Linked DNA regions of Homo sapiens: region 1 is linked to region 2. A link is a loop called in an ENCODE intact Hi-C map of the cell type or tissue named here. Cell type or tissue: endothelial cell of umbilical vein. All regions are shown on one strand. Each heading gives the region's core, and the rest is flanking DNA. Links, peaks and the distances in the headings are about the cores only.

What was found. A loop is a pair of places that touch in the nucleus more often than their neighbours do. Peaks named below come from ENCODE experiments on the same cell type or tissue, not always from the same donor. Only the 100,000 strongest peaks of a DNase experiment are listed, where the experiment ranks them.
Region 1: a loop joins it to region 2, with 11 times the contacts of the local background. A loop is called at or near these places in 3 of 110 quality-filtered maps.

What each region holds. Positions count from the first base shown.
Region 1 is chr20:2,282,565-2,295,271 of GRCh38, forward strand. No RefSeq gene overlaps it. Among named protein-coding and RNA genes, the nearest start is that of TGM3, 7.1 kb to the right of the region's middle. In endothelial cell of umbilical vein, for the core only: no CTCF peak of the experiment used is centred there; a DNase peak (open chromatin) is centred at 6,507; H3K27ac peaks cover 1,012 bases.
Region 2 is chr20:2,201,097-2,213,803 of GRCh38, forward strand. LINC03086 (long intergenic non-protein coding RNA 3086) reads left to right here and starts at 5,832. Exons shown (of 2, transcript NR_161305.1): 1 at 5,832-6,423; 2 at 11,813-12,055. It overlaps LOC105372502 (a long non-coding RNA gene), which reads left to right. Exons shown (of 3, transcript XR_937202.3): 3 at 1-329. RefSeq lists enhancers at 5,923-6,423, 6,106-6,225. In endothelial cell of umbilical vein, for the core only: a CTCF peak has its summit at 6,597 (motif pointing right); DNase peaks (open chromatin) are centred at 6,625 and 10,235; H3K4me3 peaks cover 904 bases; H3K27me3 peaks cover 526 bases.

The DNA.
Region 1 (12,707 bases), core at 3,476-11,475, 82 kb after region 2:
CAGTTGGCAAACACAAATCAGTCTCCAAGTTCGCACCACACAGGACTTGTTTGTGGTGGAGGAAGCAAGACATCTGCCAGGGAGGCAAGAATGGATGCTGGGGCTTGGCTTGTTGCAGGGCCTGAACCAGTGGGCTGGATCAAATGCATTGAACCTCTGTGGACGGGTCTCATTTTTGTATTACTCTTTTTTTTCCCTTCCTTCCACTTTAGGGCAATATTAGAAGAAAGAATGCAGGGGCGGGGTGTGGTGGCTCACGCCTGTAGTCCCAGCACTTTGGGAAGCTGAGGTGAGTATATCACTTGAGGCCAGGAGTTCGAGACCAGCCTGGCCAACATGGTGAAACCCTGTCTCTACTAAAAATACAAAAAAATTAGCTGGGGTGGTGGCGGGCGCCAGTAATCCCAGCTACTCCGGAGGCTGAGGCAGGAGAATCACTTGAACCTGGGAGGCAGAGGTTGCAGTGAGCCGAGATCGCACCTCTGCAATCTATCCTGCGCACCAGAGTGAGACTCTGTCTAAAAAAAAATTAAAAAGAAAATAAAAAGAAAGAATGCAGGCCTTGGAGACAAGAGTGGTTTTAAGTCTTACTCTGCCTTTGCTAGTTTTGTCTCCTTGGGCAAGTTACTTAACCCCTCTGAAGCTTAGTTTTCTCATGTGTAGGATGAGGAAGATAATTTCTACTCAGAGAGTAGTTGCAGGGACCGAATGAGTTATTGCTAGTGAATTCCAGAGTGTGGCACGTGTAACCCAGACACGGGGGCAGACATTTTAAATTCTAATAGTCAATGTTTAGTTTCATAGGCATTAGAAAAATAATTGACAAACCAAATCATTTTATGAATGTTATTGATTAGTGCAAGACTAAAGTAGTTAGGTAAGTTAATTAATTAATGTATTTATTTATTTTGAGACAGAGTTTCGCTCTTTCACCCAGGCTGGAGTAAAGTGGGGCAATCTTGGCTCATTGCAACCTCCATTCCCTGGATTCAAGCGATTCTCCTGCCTCAGCCTCCCAAGTAGCTGGGATTATAGGCACGCACCACCTCGCCTAGCTAATTTTTGTATTTTTAGTAAAGATGGGGTTTTGCCATGTTGGCCCAGCTAGTCTCGAACTCCTGACCCCAGGTGATCCACCCGCCTCAACCTCCCAAAGTGCTAGGATTACAGGTGTGAGCTACCGCGCCCAGCTGGTAAGTTAAAGAAAAAAGGGAAAGGGAGTTAATTTAAAGAAAAACTTTAAGTTAATTATGATGTAGCTGGTGGGCAGATGTGGCAAAACTCAAGAAGGTGCTGTGTGAATGACTAAAGTACAGGAAACTGAATTAATACCCACTCAATCATGGTGGCTGGTTCGTGGCAGGCACTGAAGGTCATTTCCAAGAAAGTAAAGAGGTTTAGAAAAGGAAGGGAGGGAATAAGGGAGGAAACAGACCTTCTTAGTTGTCTACCTACTTAGCCTGTAGGTCCACTTCAGCCATACTCTTCTTCCAGAGGTTCCCTTTTTGTTTTTTCTTTTTAAAAATATTTTTTAATTTTATTTTATTTTTCTCTACTAGGTTAGCCAGGCATGATGTCATGCACTTGTAGTCCCAGCTACTTGGGAGCCTGAGGTGGGAGGATTGCTTAAGCCCAGGAGGTGCAGATTCCAGTGAGCTGAGATCATACCACTGCACTCCAACCTGTGTGACAGAGCCAGGCCCTCTCCCAAAAAAAATAAATAAATAAAAATAAAATAAAATAAAATAAAATAAAATAAAATAAAATAAAATAAAATAAAATAAAATAAAATAAATAAAATAAAATAAAATAAAATAAAATAAAATAAAATAAAATAAAGGGTATACGGTGAAGAGTCAGTCTCTTTTTTTCCTTAACAATTAGGCCCCTAGGTTCCTTTCCCAGAGAAAACAACTGTTAACATCTTCTTTTAAATCTTTCTTTCTAAGTATATGCAAGCATAATTGTGTAGGAGCCTGTTTTTTTCAAAGCTCTTTTGATGAGAATTTATATCTAGAATCCTAAGACTTAAAAGTGCAAGGAGGGGGATGCGTGAAACACACTAAGATCATCTTGTTCAGAGATCTCAGTGAGAATCAGAAAATGCGTGGAGGTGGCCACACTCATTGACAATCTATGTCTAATGAAAGATGTTTTTGTTTTGTTTTGTTTTAGAGACAGGGTCTCATTCTGTTGCCCAAGCTGGAGTACAGTGGCATGATCATAGCTCACTGCAGCCTCAAACTCCTGGGCTCAAGTGATGCTCCCACCTAGGCCTCCCAAAGCATTAGGATTACAGGCATGAGCCACAGCACCTGGCCTGAGAGGTGTTTCTGGTGAGCACATATAGAACATGAGATAATGTGAAGGTTGAAGCAAAGGCTGAGACCTACTGACTTAGGCCAAACCATTTCCCAAGGTCTCCAAATGAGTTAGTGACAGACCCAAGAATCTAGTCTAGCTAGACTCTAAGTTCTCAGGTATCTAACTTGCTGCCACAGTTTTACCAAGATGTAAACATTCAGGACAGAGACTCTGAGCCAGAGGAAGTCCTCCCAGCCACTTTGCTACAGTGTAGAAGGTCAGGAGAGACCAAGTGTTTGGGGCCTGTTGAAAGTAGAGAGTGGCTAGGAACTTATCTGGTCTCATATTGTAAGGAACATAAAGGAATAATTCCATTTCCTTTCATGTTTCCTGTGTACAAGTCCTATAAATATTGCCATATCTCTAAGAGCAAACCTTGTTTGGACTTTCCAGACTTTTGCTTTCCAAAGAGGTGACCAGAGACGTTTCCCAGACATCCTCCACTTCCTGTTGTTGTCCACACTGTCTTCCAGTAGAGAGGGTGGTAGCATCATTTGAAGTCACCCTTCCAGTTTCAAGTTATTTATTTACTTGTTGTGAAGGCCCATGTTATGCTGGGACAAGCCTTGGGCCTCTGAAATTTATAGCTGTCTTTATGGATGCATGAAACGAAGATCTAAATTTACTGCATGGGAAATTCCAACTTTGTCCTTGAGACTTAAAGAGCCTTTAGTGTTGGATCCATCTGGTGAAGACCAAAATTTCTAATTAAATCCAGCCAACAGCCAATACATTCTCAAACTATTAAATAATTCACTAAAGTCCTCTAGTGCTGAATCCATTTTTATTTACCTAATTCAGTATGTAATAAGATAAAATCAGAATGGAAAATGCATACTTTGCACTTTTTCATAGCTGCCTTATTTGAAAAGATATGGAAGAGCTTGGTAGTAAGCATGACAGTAGGTAGGTGCGGCAGGAAGTGAATCAGGGAGGTGGCGATATGTCACCAAGCCCTTTGTGTATGCTGCTCCCTGGACATACTCACATTGCTGCAGGAATGCCTTTTCTCTGATACAAATCCCTTTCCCTCCAATTTCTTTTTTAGAGATGAGGTCTCGCTCTATCGCCTAGGCTGGAGTGCAGTATCACTATCATAGCTTAGTGCAGCTTTGAACTCCTGGACTCAAGCAATCTTCCTCCCTCAGCCTCCCGAGAAGCTGAGACCACAGGCTTATGCGACCAGGCATGGCTAATTTTTTTTTTTTTTTTTTAAAGGAGTCTCACTCTGTCACAGCCCAGGCTGAAGTGTAGTGGCATGGCCTCAGCTCACTGCAACCTCCACCTCCCGGGTTCAAGCATTTCTCTTGCCTCAGCCTCTTGAGTAGCTGAAATTACAGGTGTGTGCCACCACACCCGGCTGATTTTTGTATTTTCAGTAGAGATGGGGTTTCACCATGTTGGCCAGGTTGGTCTTGAACTCCTGACGTCAAGTGATCCATGCACCTTGGCCTCCCAAAGTGCCAGGATTACAGGTATGAGCCACCACTCACACTCACCTGTCTTTTTGCAGAGACAGGGTCTTGCTATGTTGCTCAGGCTGTCTCGAACTCCTGGCCTCAAGCAATCCTCCCACCTTCGCCTCCCAAAGTGTTGGGATTATAGGCATGAGCCACTGCACCTGGACTCCTCCAATTTTTGTTTATTCATATCTATCTTTTAAGGCCTGTCCCAAATGTCGTCTCTTTCATGAATCTTTTATCAATTCAATAGGTAAACCTACTGAGCCTTCTTGCATATTTTAGTCACATACATTTTGCTTTCATCTCTTCTTTTCGGTTGTCAACTCTTTAAAGGCAAGACCATATTTATCTTATTTTATATCTTTATTTTTGGCACAAATCTGGTTTTATTAATAGTTGTTTAGAAAAAGAAAGAGAAAACTTACTTTTCTTTCTTGTTACATAACTTATGCATATTTATTATAAACCACTAGAAAATACAGCAAAACAAAATCAAGGAATACAAACCATTTGTATTTTGTTGCACAACATTCTATGCTTTTAAAATTCCTACATTTGCCATAAAGATATATCAAAACTGGATCATACTACAAATAAACTTTTTAAATCTACTTTTTATATTACAACATATTATTAATGTTTTTCTGTGTTAGTATCATGTTTTTAAAAGGGAAATATGTTTTTTCTCTGATTATAAAAACATGTCCCCATCATAAAAAAAGAGAAGAAATGTAGAATTGCATACAGAATCAAATAAAAATTATGTCTTAATCACACCACATAGACCACTGTTCATATTCTAATAAATATGAACTAGATACTTTTTCCTGTGGAGCAGGTGTGTGTGTGTATCACATCAATACATATTTATTTAAATATCTTCATTTATACATGCAATTTCTTGTACAAAGATATTGTGAACATCTTTCAGTGTCAAATAATTAAGATATCTATATATTTTTAAAGTATCTGCATAGATTATGTGTGGATCTGTCACACTTTAATAAATTTTTTATTATTGATTGCTTACATTTTTCTAAAATACTTCTTTAACCAATGTTATGGATCATCCTAGTATATGCATTGGTAAATTTACACTTTTCAGGATTTAATACAAATTGCTTTCCATAAAATGTGTTGTTTTAAATTTCCCCAAATGTCTAAAGAGAGCTTTAGCCTATAACGACATAATAAACATAGAGTAGTAGGATGAATGGACTCCAGAATAAATAGTTTTCCTCTCCTTCTACTCTTTTTTTTCTTTGAGACATCAGTGGAAAATCTGTTTACTCATCAGTTACCTTGGGAGAGGAGCCACTAGAGGTATGGCCTGGGTAAACCAACTGCTTTTTTGATGTTTTGTTTTACTTTTTGTTTTTTGTTTTTGAGATGGAGTCTCGCCCTTTCACCCAGGCTGGAGTACAGTGGTGCAATCTCCGCTCACTGCAAGCTCTGCTTCCTGGGTTCAAGCCATTCTCCTGTCTCAGCCTCCCCAGTAGCTGGGACTACAGGCGCCCGCCACCACGCCCAGCTAATTTTTTTTTTTTTTTTTTGTATTTTTAGTAAAGATGGGGTTTCACCGTGTTAGCCAGGATGGTCTCCATCTCCTGACCTTGTGATCTTCCCGCCTCGGCCTCCCAAAGTGCTGGGATTAGAGGCGTGACCCACCACGCCCAGCCAGCTACCATGCTCAGCCTTCAGTTCTCTTGTCACTTTAGTAAACTGAGAAAATGGCTCGCACAGGAAGCACCTTGTTCTGAATCTACCAGTGGGTGAGCCGCAGGGCGTGGGTTAGAGAGGGATCCTGAGGCCATCAGACTCCCAGCTCTGCCTTCCCCATTCATTCACCACACTCCCCTGGGTAGCCCTTCACCCTTTCCCAAACCTTTCGATTTCTTCATAAATTGCGTTTATACTCAAGCGGCTTATACTATTTCTGATGGCAAAAACAAAGCCAAGTACGATATGTACAAGTTGCTGTAAAGCATGCAGCAGACATGTGGTTTAATCATTTCCCCCCACTAAAATTTATAATTGTTAGTGTCTAACATGAGGTGAAGGAGAAGGAACATGAAATTTGGAATCCAAAAGTTTAAATTTGAGTCTAAGAACTTGAAACCCCTAGCATGCCGTACAACAAAATACAAATGGTTTGTATGCTATGATTTTGTTTTGCTCTATTTTCTAGTATCTATAATGAATATGCATAAATGACATAACAAGAAGGAAAAGTAAGCTTTCTTTTTCTTTTTCCAAACAAGTATTAATAAAATAATACATTGTCTTTAAAGAGCTGACAACCTATCTGGGCATATACTTTCTCCCTGTAAAATGGCAGGTATATTCATATCTGCTTCCTGGGAGCCTTGTAAAGATCAGATAAAACGGTGAGTATAAAGCAAGCTTTGTACTTATTGTACAAATGCTTAACTATGTTAACAACAACATTTGCTGTTATTGATCATGTTGAAAAATATTTCCCTAACCTTGCATACCTGGCCCCATAGGACTTTCTAAGATGTGTTTCTCAAATGAAAGAAAGGAAGTGACTAAAATGACATAGCAGAAAGAACCATACACAGAGAGCTGGAAAGCCTGCATTCTCATTCCAGATGATTTGGACATTAGTGTTTTCATGGGTAAAAGGAGGAAGTTGGACAAAATGACTCCTACACTCTCTTCCGGCTCTGGGATCCGGGTCAGTTATTCTGTGAACTTGGGCAAATTTTTTATTTGTAGACCTGGGTTTCCTCATTAGTCAAATGAAGAGGTTGGGTTGGATGACTTCTCTGGTCCATTTCCTTTCTGAGAATTTACACAATCCCAGTGACCTGCCCATTGTCATTGCTGTTCTCTTTTTTTTTTTTTTTTTTGACACAGAGTCTCGCTCTGTCGCCCAGGCTGGAGTGCAGTGATGCGATCTCGGCTCACTGCAACCTCCATCTCCTGGGTTCAAGCGATTCTCATGCCTCAGCCTCCCGAGTAGCTGAGATTACAGGCATGCGCCACCATGCACGACTAATTTTTGTACTTTAAGTAGAGACGGGGTTTCACCGCATTGGCCAGGCCGGTCTTGAACTCTTGGCCTCAAGTGATCCATGCCCCTCAGCCTCCCAAAGTGCTGGGAATACAGGCGTGAGCCTCCGCACCCGGCCCTCTGATGTGCTTTTATGCAAGCCACAACTTGGCCCTCCAGGTTGTGGCCTCAGAGACCACAGACAATAGGCTGTGGCTTTTCTTCTCTCTGTTTGGTTTTTCGGCTGCGTGGTCACAAATGGCCTCGTGACAACTTGGCAGTTAACCCAATCCTTCCAACCAGAGGCCTTAGGTGTTGAGCCAGGGCTGCACACAGCTATACCTTCCTGGTTCCTGAGGATTGAGTGTCCCCTGCGCGCTTAAAGCTGGAGCCAGACGTATGCAGCTTTTTCCCGCTGTCCCCAGGCACCGAGTACTCCAGATAAACTCATTGGCAGCCTTTCCCCAGGAAGGGCTCCATCCGCTCCTCCCTCACTCTCCCTCCTGCCTGGGATGCCTCTCTCTATGATCTTTTCCTTGAGTATTTCCCTAAAATGCCTCCCCCTCAATAAACAGCCCTTTCTTATCTCCATAATCACCATCAATCTCTCCTCTGAATTCTTATCAGTTTGTCTTTTAAGCTCTCTTTCTTCTTGTCTGTCAAGGACTCGGGGTCTGTTAACGTACACAGTGCCTCATACTAGCAGGCATTCTACGAAACGAGCACTGCCGTGATTTATAAGGGACTTGTAGACGTCTATTCTTCCTTCAGGGTTTTATTTTGTTTTATTTGTTTGGGCCTAAATGGAAAATTTGGGCATAAACACATTAAAGTTGAGGCTTTGATATGAGTCCCCAAGGGGCCCTGCCTCCCTGTTCAGCCCTGAATTATGAATATCATCATCACCAGGATCCGTAACAACAGTCTCCTAAACAAAAAACCCAATTGTGAGCCTCCCAGAGGCACAGGTTTCACTGAATTGAAGGATTCATTAGAGATAGTGAGGCATAGTAGTTAAGACCAGGGCCTCTGCTGTCAGAAAGAACTGGGTTCAGATCCTGTTGTGGCCACTTGTAGGCTGTGTTACAAGTTTATTAGCCTCTCTAAGCCTCTGGTTTCTTATGTAGAAAATGGAATGCTAATACCTATACCCTAGGGCGGCTTCACATTGACCAATGTGGAGCTCTCAGCACAGAGCATGGCTTCAGGAATGGTGGCCCACCACATGGACACGTGTATTCACCTCCCGGAGCACCTTGTACTCTGAGGGTGTTCCTAGGAATGGCACTAATAGAGTTAGGCATCTGACAGGTGGCACAGGCATGTTTGAAAGGCTCGGAGGTAAGAAGTCAATGCATTTTGTCTTTTACAAGGGGCTTTTACCTGTGTCATCTCATGATTCCACACGACACTCTACAGGGTGGGCAGGACAGGTATCATCATGCCCATTTTTCAGAGGAGAAAACTTAGGCTCAGAAAGGTTGAGTGACTGGCCCAGTGAGGTGGTTCATACAGCTAGACTGTGTCCCTGAGACTTAAACCTGGGTTTGCTTGTTTTGCTACAACTCCTCTTTCCACAACAACACACTGGGATGCTCAAGAGGAATGGAGCTTTGCTTTGGGACTTGGTGACAATGAGACCTGCATACATAAGGAATAGGGTGGCTGTCCCAGGCAGGAACACTTTACAAACAGGTGTACAGTGAGGGAGCATCATGTTGGGCTCCAGGAGAAAGAATTAGACATGTATCACTGAGCAGGGGAGTTCATGTAAGAGTAGTAGAAAATGGCTGGGTGTGATGGCTTCTGCCTGTAATCCCAGCACTTTGGGAGGCTGAGGCAGGTGGATCACCTGAGGTCAGGAGTTCGAGACAAGCCTGAGCAACATGGTGAAACCCTGTCTCTACTAAAAATACAAAAATTAGCCGGGCATGGTGGTGGGCACCTGTAATCTCAGCTAATCGGGAGGCTGAGGCAGGAGAATCTCTTGAACCTGGGAGGCGGAGCTTGCAGTGAGCCAAGATCACGCCACTGCACTCCAGCGTGGGCGACAGAGCGAGACACTGTCTCAAAAAAAAAAAAAAGTAATATAAAATAATGGAATTAAGATTGAACATATTCTGAAAGGTCTCAACACCCAAACTAAGGAATTGGGGCTCTATTAGGCCATGAGGAGCCACTGAAGCTCCCTTCCCAGAGGAAGGACATGGCACAATCCACAGGGCAACAGATAGTTGAGGACAACATGGTGGCTTCCAAAACTTGACTCACCAGGAATGGCTGAAGAAACTGAACGTTTGACCTAGAAAAGTGAAAACTTTTGGGAGGGAAAGAGTATTTGCCAGACTTGGGGGAGAACACAATCATTGTTGGACCAAGGAAAAGACAGCTTTGTTTTATGTGGTCTCTGTGAGTGTCTAGGGGAGCAGTGAAGGTCAGTGGGTGAAAGCTCTAGGGAAATAAATGTTCAGTTCAAATAAGGAAGACTTTTCTGGTCCTTTTAGTGCACTTTAACCCAAGTTTTTTTATTCATTTATGTGTTTGTTTTTTGTAAAGATGAGGTCTTACTATGGTGCCCAGGCTAGTCTCGAATTCCTGGCCTCAAATGATGCTCTCACCTCAGCCTCCCAAAGTGTTGGGATGACAGGGGTGAGCCCCTGCACCTGGCCAAACCTGAGTTTTGTGAGAGCCCACCTGCAAAACACTGGGAGGGAACAGTGACTGGTACAGACAAAATCCCTGCCCTCCTGGAGCTCATATGAAATGGGGGGAAGATAGGCCTTAAACAGAACCATCCTAGAAATTAATGTTATAGCCAGAGCTTCTCAAGTACAAGTATTGGCTGCTTTGAGAAGTGTAAAATCCATCCAGGCACAGTGGCTTACATCTGTAATCCCAGCACTTTGGGAGGCCAAGGCGGGTGGATCACCTGAGGTCAGGAGTTTGAGACCAGCCTGGCCAACATGGTGAAACCCCATCTCTACTAAAAATACAAAAATTAGCCAGGCGTGGTGGCAGGTGCATATAATCTCAGCTAGATGGGAGGCTGAGGCAGAAGAATCGCTTGAACCCAGGAGGCGAAGGTTGCAGTGAGCTGAGACTGTGCCATTGCACTCCAGCCTGGTCAAGAAGAGTGAAACTCCCATCTCAAAAAAAAAAAAAAATCCCCCATCTTAGGAGTTGTCAAGAGACATGTGTCGTGCTGGAAAGGGCTGGATGATTTCTCAGAAGATTCTCTGTCTCTACACATGTTGTGAAATCTTCAGCAACCCTAAATCCCTTAATTAGAGGGAGAGAAAAGGCAAGTGATCAATTGGCTTCTTTTAAAAGCCCATATCTGCATGCTTCGTCTTCACTGCGGTCTGAGGCGCAGAGTGTGGCCAAGCAGGAATTTCATCCTGTGTGTAGCTGGGTGGCTCCACCTATGAATTGAAAATCATTTAGCTGAAATTGTGACACAGCTGCAAATTACAGTCTGCCTGCAGGCTGGGGCTGTGGCTGCGGCCATGGTGCAATCCTCCAGTACCCAACATTAAGTAACTCAGGGCAGACTCTTACTGGGGCCCTACTGCTGGTCAGTTGCAAAGACTACAGGCAGCTTGGCTGGAGGAGCTGTGGAGGGTAGAAGGGAAGCTGGCTGTGTAACACTAGCCTGTCTACAGAGGAGCATCATACCCGCAATGTCACCATGGCTTTCAGCCTCATGACAGCCCTGGAAGGTGTGTGCATCATGCTGATGAGGATACCGAGGGCCAAAGAAGTAAAAGAATTCAGCCAACATCACACAGTGGACAAGTTCCAAAGCCTGGCTTTGAATCCAGGTCTTTTGACTCCAACTCAGGGGTCTTTTTACTACATTACTCTGGGATCAAGACCAGCTACAGACCCTCCTAGAGAAGACCAGGTGGTCAGTGGTCGGACACCACTGTCCAAACCCGTGGGACCCCTTGCAAAACCTGTGGCACTCGGGGCCTTTCAGGCTAATAATATGATTTTTTTTTTTTTTTTGAGACAAGGTCTCACTCTGCCACCCAGGCTGGAGTGCAGTGGTGCGATTTCGGCTCACTGCAACCTCCACCTCCCGGATTCAAGTGATTCTCGTGCCTCAGACTCCCGAGTAGCTAGGATTATAGGCACGCACCATCATGCCTGGCTAATTTTTGTATTTTTAGTACAGACAGGGTTTTACCATGTTCCCCAGGCTGGTCTCAAACTCCTGACCTCAAGGTCCCACCTCGGCCTCCCAAAGTGCTGGGATTACAGAAGCGAGCCACCGCACCCGGCCAGGCTAATAATATAATATTATTAATACTAACTTTTTACACTGGGCTGTGCCCAGCGCCGTGCTGAACCTTTTACACTTGCTGTCTCCTTTGATTCTCAGAGCAATTCCACTCAGTTTTACAGTTGAGGAAACAAAGCCTACGAGAGGTGAGGAGACTTGGCAGAGCCAAGACTGTGTGTCTTCAGGTTCCCTTTTAAGGGGAGCACCACCTCCCTGTCACCTCTGCAGCTTTCCTTGTCAGGTCATTGAAAGGAGTGCCCGGGGTCTGATTTTCCTTGGCTCCCAGGCCAACAGCAACAACCACAATAATAAGCAAAACCCCTCCTTTCCTTTAGACCACACACAGAAGCATACAGAGCACTTTCACACCCATTCATCCCATGCCATTCATGGAGCTGTCCTCCAGCTTTCTGGCAGGATGAACTTGGCGTCATGAGGCCTCGCCCAGAGTCACAGCTAGTGCCCGTGGTAGGAGCCAAGACCACACATGAGTCTCCTCTTGGGTCCAGGCTCTTTCCATGTCCCTCTCTACCCTCTGCTCTTTTCTTAGTCATCTGCCAGAGCCAACAGTGCATCCCATTCTGCCTGGCATGGGTGCACAGCCAGCTGTCTTAGAGCCCCAGAGGCCTGGGAAAGGCTGCCTCATTTAGGCGCTGACCTCCAAGGTTAAGCAAACACAGGCTCTGGAGCCATTTACATATGGGTATGAATCTCGTGGTTGGAGACTCAGGTTAATCTCTCTGTCCCCCATAAGATGGAAATAATAATAGCCCCTTTGCATAGGGTTGCTATGAAGATGAGAAAAGCTAATATATGTAAAGTGTTTAGCCAGTGCCTGCCCACAGTAAACACTAAATCAATTAGTTATTATTAGTAAGCACTAAATCGGTAGTTATGATTCCCATCTTTACAGTGATATTGATTCACTTATTCAAGAATGTGCATGTTCCAGCCACGTGTCAAGCCCTGTGCTAGATTCTGAGAAGAAGATTTGAATGATATGCAACCTGTACCTTCAAGGAGCTCAGTCTGGAGATGGGGACATATATAAACAGATAGTTCCAGTGCAGTGGATACATACGGTAATAGAGGTTCTAAGATGTACAAAAGGCTGTAGGGGCCTAAAGGACGGAGAAAGGACACTGATTTCTCTTTTTCAATTTTCCAAGCCACCTGCCTATTCCGTCTTCTCTTTCTCGAGATCAAACATTCTCACTTCTCTCTAAAGACCCAACCTTGTCATCATGGTGCTCAATCTTCCTTCCACACTGTGATGCTGGGGAAAGCCTTGGGGCATTTCTGTTCTCTCGTGAATCCTTGAAGCCTCACTTTAAAAAATATATACTCACTCCTTTGTCCATCGTAAACCTTGATATTTGTAAATATCGATAATAGGAACTTTGAAAAAACATACGCCCTTAGAAACAAGCAAGCAAACAAAAACACGTAGAATGTCAGAGCTTCTCCCCACTCCACACCCTTTCTTTAAACTGATGTCAAGGTGGGCCCAGTGAGGGTCAGTGACGGAACCTGCAGTCTGAGAAAGACATGGCAGAAGCATAAGGTTAGAGGCTGTTCC
Region 2 (12,707 bases), core at 2,590-10,589:
GAATCCTGTGAAATGCTCAGGTAACTGGCACCAATTTCCCATTTGTTCCCTTGACATTTCAGTGCTGCTTATGGATTAGTGCTTTGGGCAGCTGCACAGATAACCCACCTTTTGATCTGGGTCCGCTTGGCACAAGATACAATAAATGTCATGATAAATGTCAGCCAGGATTACAATGCTTCCTTCACAAACCTTAGCACAGACGGTTTCAATAAAGATTGCTTGATTAACTTTTTTCTTCTAATTCAATGCCATTTTAATCATGTGCCTACTTTTTGCTTAAAAGGCCTGTGAATTTCATTCTGACAAATAAAATTATTTTCCAAAAATGTACACAATTGCTTTGGCGATGTTCAATTTTCATTTCTTTGCTTGGTAACAGTGCTTAGCATTTAGCTGAGACTTCTTTATGGAAACTCTGCCTCCAGGAGAAGTAGCTAAAAGTCTGAAAAGTAATATTTGATGTATCATAAGGGGATAGTTATTAAATTCTTTTATTAAATTTAAGTTTTTATAAAACAGAACATCTTCAATGTGGAAGAGCTACATAGAATCACACTGAATGACTTTAAAGACATTTATTTCAAAGACTGCCATGTATCACACTGGTTAACAGTCACTCTGGATACAATTTTCTTTAAAGAGACCACTTCATTCCACTACAGCCACTTCAACTGCTTCCTCAATGGCTTAGAGAGGTCCAGGGGTTTTAGAGAGTCAGTGGGAAGTCATCCTAGAGATCATCAAAGTCTATCTTCCTCCTTTCTCAGAAAACAAATACCTGATAGTGTTGGTGCTTCCTTTCTCGGAACAATTGTGTTCCCTGAATCATACACAGTGGATGTTTTATACACAAAATTGTATTCTGATTGCATATACATACTATGCTAATGAATCACCCTCCAATCCATTTGTAGAGTGCTCTATCTGTAGAGTTATAGAAATATCAGTGTTCGCTCAAGATGGTCCATTGGGATGAGAAAATATTAGGACTTATATTCATGGTTATGTTTATTTGAAACTAGGAGAGATACTAAGTTTTACTAGTGTTTGCTACATGGCCTGACCCCAAAGGCCACACTGGGTCATGTGTCATGGGTGGTAAGCATGGGGGCGTCAGAGTGGTAGCCCGTGGCTCTTTCACTGACTTCTTGGCCTTCGGTGTATTACCATGTGTTACAGTTTCCCTGCTAGAGGAGGTTATCAACTCATCAACAGGGCTCATTTGGCAAAACCGAGACCCCTAAATGATATGATTTTTACAATACTTTAAAAATTGGCTGTATCTGTTTCCAGATTTTTTTCCCCTAAGCATCTACTAACAAATAGTTATATGTATTAGAAAACAAAAAGAGAGCCGGGCACAGTGGCTCACACCTATAATCCCAGCACTTTGGGAGGCCGAGGTGCACAGATCACTTGAGGCCAGGAGTTCAAGACCAGCCTGGCCAACATGGCAAAATCCCATCTGTATAAAAAATACATAAATTAGCTGGGCGTGGTAGCATGCGCCTGTAGTCCCAGCTACTTGGGAGGCTGAGGTAAGAGGATCGCTTGAGCCCAGGTGATTGAGGCTGCAGTGAGCCATGATCACACCACTGCACTCGAGCCTGGGAGTCAGAATGAGACCTTGTCTAAAAAAACAAAAACAAACTCAAAAAACAAAAAAAGCTTCATAATCTACATACACCTCTTTTCTTCACTCAGCCATATGGTTTGGGCATCTTTTCATGTCACTATATTTAGCTCTACCTCATTTTTCCCTACCTTATTCTTTTAAATATTTGCATAGAGTTCCGCAGTCATCCCTCTCATTACAAGGTTAGTTTGTTCCTAAGAAAATTCATAGGGTGAATTTTCATAAACGGAAAAGATAATTACTATTTCAACCGATGGTACACAGTTACTGCACAATTTCAGAAACAAAATACACACATGATTCTCAAAGTCATAAAAATTTTTTTAAAAAGCAGTATAAGAGAGACAAAGGAAACAATGCAAGTGATGCCTGAGTCTGTTACTTACAACCCGCACCAACTATGTCACCATAGAGAAGACCATGTGGAGGCTGCTCCAGAGGCTCAATAGCAGTCTTTGCTAATGCAGTGAAATCCTCACAAGCCAAAGAAAAGAAATTTAATGGAAATTAAACTCCTTTTAAAGTCAAAGTCTTGAACTTGCATGGGCATATTTTAGGGTAAGACTCTTTCCCATAGTATGGATGCATTATAATTTATTTCCCAACTGTTCATTATATGGACATCTGGGTTCATATTAATCTGCCAGGACTCCCATAACAAAATACCACAGACTGAGTGGCTTAAACAACAGAAATGTATTTTCTGACAGTTTCAGAAGCTGGAAATCCAAAATCAAGGTGTTGGCAGCTTGGTTTCTCCTGAGGCCTCTCTCCTTGGCTTGCAGATGGCAATCTTTTCAGTGTATCCCCACATGGTCTTTCCTCTGTGTGTGCACCCTGGGTGTCTCTCTTCTTAGAAGGATACTAGTCATATTGGATGAGGTCAATATGAGGTCATTACCCATATGACCTCATTCAACCTTAATTACCTCTTTAAAGACCTTATCTCCAAATATAGTGGCATTCAAAATCATTAGGAGTTAAGATGAATTTTGGGGTGCACAATTCAGTCCATAACTCAGTTGTTTCTCATATTTTTCACCGATATTCCTCACCTCACACACTCCTCAATCCATTCTAATCTCATTTCCACCCTCAGTGCTCCAATGGATATTTCCCTCCTCTGAGTGCTACCTGGTCAATTGTGATTGTTGCTCCCGTAAACAACTACAGTGTTCTCCTTCTTATTGGTTCCATGATGTTTATCATCCCCCCTGCCGCCGCCCAATCCATTCTCCCATAGACATAGTAAAATGCATTTGTAATCTAATCACCCCACCCCTTATCTTGATACTCTTCCCTGACTTCTTGCTTTTGAATTAAGACGCAAACAACTTAGGATGGTGGACAAGCCCTTGCAGGATCAGATATCGGTCCACCTCATTCATACTCCAACAGCCTCCTCCAACCCACTTCATTCCAGCCACACTGGCTTGCTTTCATCCCATGAGAAAGGTCAAGTCTTTTCCCACTTCAGGGCATGAATTGTGTCCTCTGCCAAGAACAACCTCCTCTTTGTCTGTCTCATCCTTCACACAGATTAAAAGTGAGTTTCTCAGTGAAGCTCTCCTTGACCCCCACTTGTCAGGTTACCATTGTCCCAGGCTCCCACAGAATTCTGGATTTTCTCTGCAGTGGTTATTACACATTGCAGTCACTGGAGCGATTGTTTCATATGCATCTCCCCCACCAGACCAAGAGCTTCTGGAGAGCAGGGGCCACATGGAAGATGCTCATTCCTGCATCCCCAATGCTCAGCCCAATTCCTGGCACAAAGTAAGTACTCGATAAATATTTAATGAATAAATAAACTCGTTGCATTTGGCTGTTTCCTCCATTTGGAAGGCCCTTTTCATTCTCATCCATCTGGCACGTTGAGGCCAGCCAGCTCCTATATCGCTCTGATTAGACTGTGAATTACTTTCATGGCAGGACCTGTGTTCCCAGTGCCTGGTAAAGGGCATGGCGCACACAGCAAGCCTGCCGGTTGAAGCAGATCATTTTTACTTTGCTGCGTATCCAGGTCCTACATCACTGCCCTACTGAAGGTTCTTGAGTCAAGAAGCAGATGAAAAAATTATCAACCTTCTGTCTGATTCATAATGACTATCACCGGTAGTCATTTATTTTGTATGATTTGTCTATAAATCATACAAAATAAAACTGACAATGGTTAAGATGGCACCTGTGAAATTTGTTATGAACTCAGAAGACTCACATCTTAAAGGTAACACTGGAAATTACAAGAAGCAAAGGAAATCAGATCTGGTTGAAATAATCAATGCAAACTAAAACAGACTGCCCACGTAAAATTTGCTCCTTACTAAACATTTGTAGAGGACTGCCATTGACAGATTTTTGGACCCACAAAATTTTGCCAAAGGAAATGGAACTATGGCGGCTGGGCATGGTGGCTCATGCCTGTAATCCCAGCACTTTGGGAGGCCAAGGCAGGCAGATCCCTTGAGCCCAGGAGTTCGAGACCAGCCTGGGCAACATAGTGAAAGCCTGTCTCCAAAAATGAAAATCAACCAGGCGTGGTGGTGCATGCCAGTAGTCCCAGCTAGTTGGGAGGCTGAGGTGGGAAGATTGCTTGAGCCTGAAGGTTGACGCTGCAGTGAGCCCTGATGGCGCCACTGCACTCCAGCTTGGGCAAGAGGGTGAGACCGTGTCTCAGAAAGAAAAGAAAATAGAACTTGCTAGTGTCAATGCCTTTTAGCCAAAGACCACCAGGACACACCTATAGTTGAACAAGTTGGGTTGCACTGAGGGAGAGTACATACCATGACAGAACTATGGGGGGGTATCTTCGAAAAGAGGTGTTATAAAGAACCTATTACTGGATTTGAGCTTTTATGGGTAATTTAAGGAGGGCCTATGGAAGTTGGATTCGCCCTAGATTGGAAGTGGTCAGGAAGCAGGAGCCAATTCCATGATTGGGTATCTCAATAAATCTAATCTATAGAGAAGGCAAACTAGAAGAAAGATAAAACTGTAATTAGTTAGCAGGGGGCCGGGCACGGTGGCTCACGCCTGTAATCCCAGCACTTTGGGAGGCTGAGGCAGGCAGATCACGAGGTCAGGAAATCGAGACCATCCTGGCTAACACAGTGAAACCCCATCTCTACTAAAAATACAAAAAATTAGCTGGGCGTGGTGGCGGGCTCCTGTAGTCCCAGCTACTTGGGAGTCTGAGGCAGGAGAATGGCATGAACCTGGGAGGCGGAGCTTGCAGTGAGCCGAGATCCTGCCACTGCACTCCAGCCTGGGCGACAGAGCGAGACTCTGACTCAAAAAAAAAAAAAAAAAAAAAGAGAGAGAAAAAAAAAAGAAGTAGCAGTCACTCATTTTCTCCAAGACGGGTGTTTGGTATTTTGTGAGTGGCACAGTGACTGTGTTTTTGTCTGTGCTTAGACAAAATTTCAAAGTAGATTTGCTATGTCTCACTTTATCAGGCTCTCTGTAACCATATCTGAGGTTGTTATTTTGTGACGCTACGTACAATAGGAGGATAACATGGTGGACCTGTGATGCCAGGCTAGCTTCTGAATGTCGGGGTTCCCTTTTTTTTTTCTTTTTCAATAAAATAAGCATGAAATACAAAATATCACAATGATGGAAACCAAAGTAAAATTCGACATACAAATTTTAAAGAAGTAAAATCTTTATCATGAAATTTATATGTAAAAGAATCACTCAGTAAAGACAATTTCCATAAAATAAAAATGGATATGGATACTATTTAACTATGTTGTATTAAAAAAAACTGATCAAAGAATTGGTTTAATGGAAAATGCTCTGGAAAATTCTTTTGCAACAGTTCATCGCTGTTGATATAATCCTAATTAAAATTATCGGACTCCAGTTTTGGTGGAGATGTAAATTTGCTAGTGTCTTTGAAGAGCAATTTAGTCATATTCATGAAAATTAAAATTGCATGTGGCCTTTGACATAGAAATTTTACTTCTGGAAATTTACAGAGAAAGTTGCACGTGTGCACGTACATACAAGGATATTACCACTCCACTCTAGTATTTTTTGTAGTAACGAAGATTGAACAAACATTAATGTCCTCCAGTAAGAAGCTGATTAAAATTCAGTATGAGACATCCATTGTACCCAAAGCTAGGTGGCCTTAAGAAGGTCAGTGTCGCTCAGCGACAGGGCTCGGCCCCCCCTCGTGCAAACCCACCCCGAGGTGTGAGGCCAGGAGTGTGCGGTCACGAGGCGCCCGGGAAGTGTGTCCAATGCCCGAAGCAGCCCCCACCCGGGCGGTCCTGAGTCCGGGTCGCGCTCTGGTGTATCTCTTTTGACGTCTGCTACCCACAGCCTGGGGCAGGAGAGTGGCGACGGCGAGGAGCAACTGCACGCGACTTGGGACCTTGCCCTGCCCCGCGGCCCGCGTCACCATGGCAACTGCAGGCAGCCAGCACCGACGGCGGGAAAACGAGGACCGGAGCCGCGTTACAGCCTTGGCCTTCGAGCAGCCCAGGGAGAGTCTCTGCGTCCTCCAGCCCCCGCTTCCCTTCATGTCGGAGGTCCTAAGCCCGCAGCGAAGTCCGCAAAGAGCTTTCCCCGACGCCTACGAGACCGGAAGTGCCTGGGCCCAGGTGGAGGAAGGACCCGCGTGGCCGCCTCCGCGCTCTCCCTGGGGTCCGTGCCCCTTCCGGCGTTTCTCCCGCGTCCTTCACCATGGCAACTCGGGCGTCGGGAGCGTGGGCTGCGAGCCGAGTGGGTGGGGGAGCCGCCGGGCTCTATCCGCCAGCCCACGAGAAGTGACGCAGGTGACGGGAGGCCGCAGGGACCTGAGGGCGGAGAGGGGAATTCAGAAAGTGCCGGGCGGCGGCTTCCGCTTCCTCTGCGGGGTCTCTGGGTGGTCGTGGCTGGGAGCTGCCGGGGCCCGGTGGCCGTGCGCCTCTGCTCCGGGCAAGCTCTCCCTGCAAGGCCCGGGCGGCGGCAGGGGGCAGTAGCGGCCCGCGATGCTCAGAGGCTCGCTGGCACGGAGCTCCCGGGCTGGGGCGTCCAGATCTGGAGAAGCCGGGGGCCTTGGTCACACTCAGAGCTGACGTCCAGTGCGGCCCTTGCTGAGGACTCGAGCGAACAGATCTCTACCCAGCCCCCGCCCCACGCGCACCCAGCCTGGGTCAGCTCGCCCTGCCCGCAGCCACGCAGCTGGTGGCTAAGCGCGGGCTCCGGGTTCAGGCTGCCTTGAGCTCTGTTGGTTCCCTCTGAAAGTGCTGATAATGATAGCAGGTATCTTGGGATTGCTTTGAGTATTAAACGAGTTAATCGTACTTAGTACAATTTCTGGACTTAGTTTCTAGCACGTGGGAAGTGCTCATGGGCTTGCCTGGGGCAAGTTAGTTGACCTCTCAACCTTGCCTCATTAAAAAGTGGGGATAATAATAGTACCCACTTAATACCGTTATAATAATTACAGTAGTTAATATTTGTAAAGCCCCTTGCCTTCAAGAACTTAGGACATTAAAAAAAAGATTGTGAAGTCCCTAGAATGGTGCCAGGCACATAGTAAGCTGCCTCTATTATTACCATGGTCATATTGTTGTTATCACTATGTTAAATAAAATTTATAAGAGGCTATTGGTTTGGACTGAGCTCCTGCACTATGCCCAACAGATCAACCCAACATGGAGTCACTTATGCTGAAGTTCCGTGCCACCAAGCTGAAACTAAGTTGCTTATTTGACTTTCCTAGAAATTAGGAGAGAGAGACAGTTAATATAGCCAAATGCCCAAGTAAACCAGCTTTAGCTGGCATGATGAGGAAGTCCTCTCTGCTTTAACCTTTACAAGGAAAATAACTTTGAAACAACCAATTCGCTTTTTGTTCTGTGTTTCTGCTTTCTTCAGCCCTTTTCTGTCTATAAAGCCAGCCTCCTCAGCTCAGCTCATCAGAGCACTCATTCTGTTTTATAGAACGAGGCATCGGCTGATTCTAGAATGCAAATATAAGCCAATTAAGATTTTAAACTAAATTTCTTGTAATTTTTGTCTTTTGACAACTATTATCGTCTGTTTGCCTTGTGAGGTTGGAAAGGATTGCACTTGTCCTGCTACAAGGACTCTTAGTCTCTGGCTGGATTACAGAAACATTTGCCTGCATTTCTCCTTTTATTTCCCAAAGTTTTTCAGCGTCTTACATGGTTCTGTAGAAGAGGCAGGATCGTGTCCTTAAAAGACCACTGGGCTGTGAGTCAGGTGGATTTTGGTCTTGATAATGCTACTTGGGCAGGTCACTGTTTCCTCATCCATCTGTAAGCCTCTTTCAACAAAGGGTAGCTGGTATTATCTATTATGCATGTTTAGCCTTTCCGGTAAGGTAATATATTTAGTAAAACTAAATTAGCATCTGTCAGCAACTCTCCAGGGTAGTAGGAGAAGGTGGCAGGTGCTTTGAGGAAGTTACAGATGAGAAGCTATGGGATTCTGAGAAGGGAGAGTAAGCTTCTTAATTTATACTTTAATTTCTAATAAGTAGAAATGTCAAGATGTACGGGGGTCAAATGAGAATGATTCTACCCCTCCACCCCACTAAAAAGTCTGGGAAAGTGAATTTTCCCCTCTGAGGCCTTCTTATTTCTCAGTTGGAAATAAAATGTATGTTGGCAGCTACATTCATTATTGCTTGCAGTGTAATCCGGCCCCTGTTATGGATTCCCAGACTTGGGCTCCTGGACTGACTTCTTCCATTGGCAAGAACATCATATTCACCATATTCTTCTCTTTCTCTCTCTCTCTCTTTTTTTTTTTTTTTTTTTTTGAGACAGTCTCGCTCTGTCACCCAGGCTGGAGTGCAGTGGCATGATCTTGGCTTACTGCAACCTGCAACCTCTGCCTCCCCGGCTCAAGCAACTCTTGTGCCTCAGCTTCCCAAGTAGTTACAGGCATGCACCACCATGACCGGCTAAATTTTTGTATTTTTTAGTAGAGATGGGGTTTCACCATGTTGGCCAGTCTGGTCTTGAACTCCTAATCTCAAATCTGCCCGCCTTGGCTGCTTCCCAAAGTGCCGGGATTGCAGGTGTGAGCCACTGTGCCTGGCCCTTTGTTTTTTGTTTGTTTGTTTTGGAGACAGGGTCTCACCCTGTTGTCCAGGCTGGAGTGCAGTGGCACAGTCACAGCTCACTGTAGCCTCGTCCTCTAGAGCTCAAGTGATCCTTTCACCTCAACCTCGCTAGTAGCTGGGACCACAGGCACACACAACCATGCCCAGCTAATTATATTTTCATTTTTTGTAGGAACGGGTAGGGTGTCTCTATGTAGCCCAGGCTGGCCTTGAACTCCTGGGCTCAAGGGATTTTCCCTCCTTGGCTTCCCAAAGTGCTGGAATTACAGACATAAACCGCCGCACCTGGCCTTCTTTCTGTTTTCAGAAACCTCCCTTCACTCACCAGAGTGTAAGGTCCCTATTTATCCCACTTAGGTTAATGCACTAGGTTAGAGTAAGCAGTGTTTCCTAGCAGTTATGGGCATTGGCTTTTATAGTCAGGGGATTTGAGCCCTGCTGTGATTTTGAATCAATGTCTGAGCCTCAGTTTCTTCATCTTCAAAACAAGGACAGTAATACTCCGGGCTGTTGTGATGATAGCGTGAGATCTTGCACTTAAAGAATCCAGCATGGCCGGGCATGGTGGCTCACACCTGTAATCCTAGCACTTTGGGAGGCCGAGGCAGGCAGATCATGAGGTCAGGAGTTCAAGACCAGCCTGACCAACATGATGAAACCCCGTCTCTACTAAAAATACAAAAATTACCCGGGCGTGGTGGTGCAGATTTGTAATCTCAGCTACTCAGGAGGCTGAGGCAGGAGAATCACTTGAACCCAGGAGGCGGAGGTTGCAGTGAGCTGAGATCGTGCCATTGCACTCCAGCCTGCATGACAGAGAGAGACTCTGACTCAAAAAATAAAAAACAAACAAATAAAAAAAGAATCCAGCGGTACCTGCTAGGACAAGTGCTCAAAAAAAAAAATGTTGGCTGCTCTTTTTAAAAATATACATAAATAAATATGGGGTCTTACTGTGTTGCCCAGGCTGGTCTCAAACTCCTGGCCTCAAGCCATCCTCCTGCCCCGGCCTTCCAAAGTGCTGGGATTACAGGCATGTGCCACCACACCCAGCTGGCTGCTCTTTTTTAGCACTGTCATCATGGTTATTACATTGTTAGTTCACAAAAGGCAGGGTGATCTTTTGTAGTCTTTTTCTTCTCTTTATTGCTTGGCAGATCTCTTTATTGCCAGCAAATGTTTGTTGAATGAATGAGTGAATCCACCCAGGAAGCTCTAGTAGCAGTGAATTTCACATTGCCCTGACTAATAGCAGCTCTGCGCCAGAAACCATATTCAGTCCCATTACCTTGTTGAATCCTCAAGTTTGATGACTTTGTCTAGCCTTCCAATTTGGCTCCTGAAGCATTGGTGTCATTGATTCACAGTCCAGAAGCTGGGAGTAATGTCTGCTGCAGATTTCTGTATTGTTTCCGTAATGAAGCTGACAGCAGCATAATATCTGTAGCCTGTGCTAAGATAGGAGTTGGGTGTCATGCTGACGTCAGGCAGTGTGTTCTCATCTCCCCAAGGATGAGCTGGCTTCCTTGATGCAGTTTCCTCATCTCATTAGTGCATTGCTTGACATTACACTTCTGAAACAGCAGGGCTCAATCAGAGTTTAGCACTGCAACTCTATCAGGGTGATAATGTCACAGGGCATCAGATTCCTTCTTTTGTCCCTCTGTGGCCACTTCCAGAGAAGTGTAGCAGCTGTAGGGGAAGGACAGACCAAGGAAGGTCTTTTTGCTTCTTCTGATCCACTCACTGTATTTGAGTTTTGGGTTAGAGAAGCCTTTAGAAACCTCTAATTTAGTACTTTTTAAATACTGTTCTGTGGGGGTTTTAGAATTCGTAGGACTCCCTCATCCTGCCAGGAGCTGTTTCTGGGGAGAATAACTACCTAAACAGGTAGAACTTGGGGCATCCTACCTCTGATTCAACCAAAGTGAGCCCTGTGACATCTCTGGAATACTGAAGAACAAATTTCTTTTTATTCCTCAGTAGAGACTCTGAAAGCCAGTCAGCAACATTGTTGGACTTTGAGCAAGCTATTTATGCATTTGCAGTGTTTATTCATTCATTCAGCACATTCTCCGACACTTTACTAGGGGGCTGGGGATAGAGCAAGAAACAAAATAAAGATCCTGCCATCAAAGAGCTTACATTCTAGTAGGAGGAGACAGACAGTAAAATATGTGCCATGCAGGGCCTCTCCAAGGATGTAGAATGAACAGACGGCTGAAGGAAGTGAGGGCTGATAAATGGTGGAAGAATGTTCTAAGCAGAAGAAATAGCTGTGCAGAGTCTCTGAGGTAGGATGCCAGAGCAGCTGGAGAGGAGGGAATGATAGAGCCAGTGGAGGTAGACAAGAGGCTGAGGTCTAGATTACCAGGACCTCGGAACCATGGAAAGCACTTTAGATTTTACTCAGAAGGAGATGGGAGGACATTGGAGAGGTGAAAGCAGAGGAATGACAAGACTTGATTAATAGGAACATTCCGGCTACTGGGTAGAGAATAGAACTTAGGGAGTGAGAGTGGAAGCAAAGACCAAGGAGGCTTTTAGAAGGGTCCACGTGCGAGGTGACAATAGCTTGGACTGGCATAGTAAAGAAAGGTGAGAAGCACTTGGACTTGGGATGCATTCCGAAGGCAGACCTTACACATTCTGCTAATGAGTTCTATGTTGGGTGGGAGAGAAAGAGGAATCGACCGTGACCTCAAGGCTTGGGCCTGTGCACCTGGATGAAGGGCGCTGTTTACTGAGACATTTGTCACAGTCACAGTTTGCCAATTCAACTGCTTTTCACGATGGAGGAGGAACTGCTCTAGGGTGATGTCAGAAGCTCTGAGACCAGGAGGGTGTTTTAGCTGAGGCTTTCTCATAACAGTCACTTGCCCACAGTCACACAAGTTGGATCTAGAACTAGAGCAAATGATCCCTGGTGCTAAGGCTGCATAGTGCCTATTAGCATCCACAAAAATCTCATTTCTGTTTGGCTGCGCTTCAGATTCAGGCAGCTGGTGTATTTTGATGTCTTGGTGGTTCCATGCTGTGAGAAGAGTTTGTGTCATGAAAATTAGCAGCCTTCTCTTTTCTCCCAGGAGCACCATTGAAGGAGAATTAGACAAACTGGAGTCTACTGAGATGAGGCTGTTGGGAATGGCCCTGGTACCACATCCTGAGCAGGGATGGCCGATGGAATGGGGAGAAGACTCAGGTGGGGCTTGAGTGTGTCCTCTGATGACTGAAGAGCCTTGGGAGCAAGCATCCTTCCTGCTACTGTGTGTTTGCTGGTTCCAATGATACATAATTTGTGCTTTTCGTAATTAAAGTATTATCCTGTAGATCTTGATGGTGTTGACTACTTCCCCTTGGAGGCGTGTGACCTGGAGATGAGGTTAGCGTATCCCACCACCACGTTTCCCCAGACCAAAAACTGAAGCAGCCTAGGGGGTTTCAGAAGTTTTAAAACTGGGCCTCTTGGGTCTTGATCTATAAGGAGATGAGATAGTTCCTGTGTGGGCACAAACGAAGGTGGGGGCCTTGCGCCAGTGGAGGAGTCCGGGGGGAAGAGCCTAGAGGAGGCAGCTAGGAAGCTTGTGGCAGCTACAGAGGCTACATATGTGTTGGCTTAGGGCCAGAGGCCTGTCCTATGGAGACTTGTCTGTTCTGTCATTTAGGAATATGTGCAGCTGCAAGAAACAGAATACCACTTAAGGTGCCTTCAGAAAAGCAGGGCTTTATTTTTCTGTCATGACAAGAGATGTGAATTGGTCTTGGTTCAGTTGCTAAACCTTGCCAGCAAGAATTCAGGCCTCACATCTCCCCTCCCTTGGCAGGCTGGCTTTTGTTCTCCTGGCCACGAATTGCCTGCCTCGGCTCTGGGCATTAAGCCTTCATTCGGGACGGGAAGAAATGGGAGAGGGAGGAAGGGGCAATACCAGCTGGGTCTTTTTTTTTTTTTTTTTTTAACATTCTCGTTCTCTTTTAAGACTT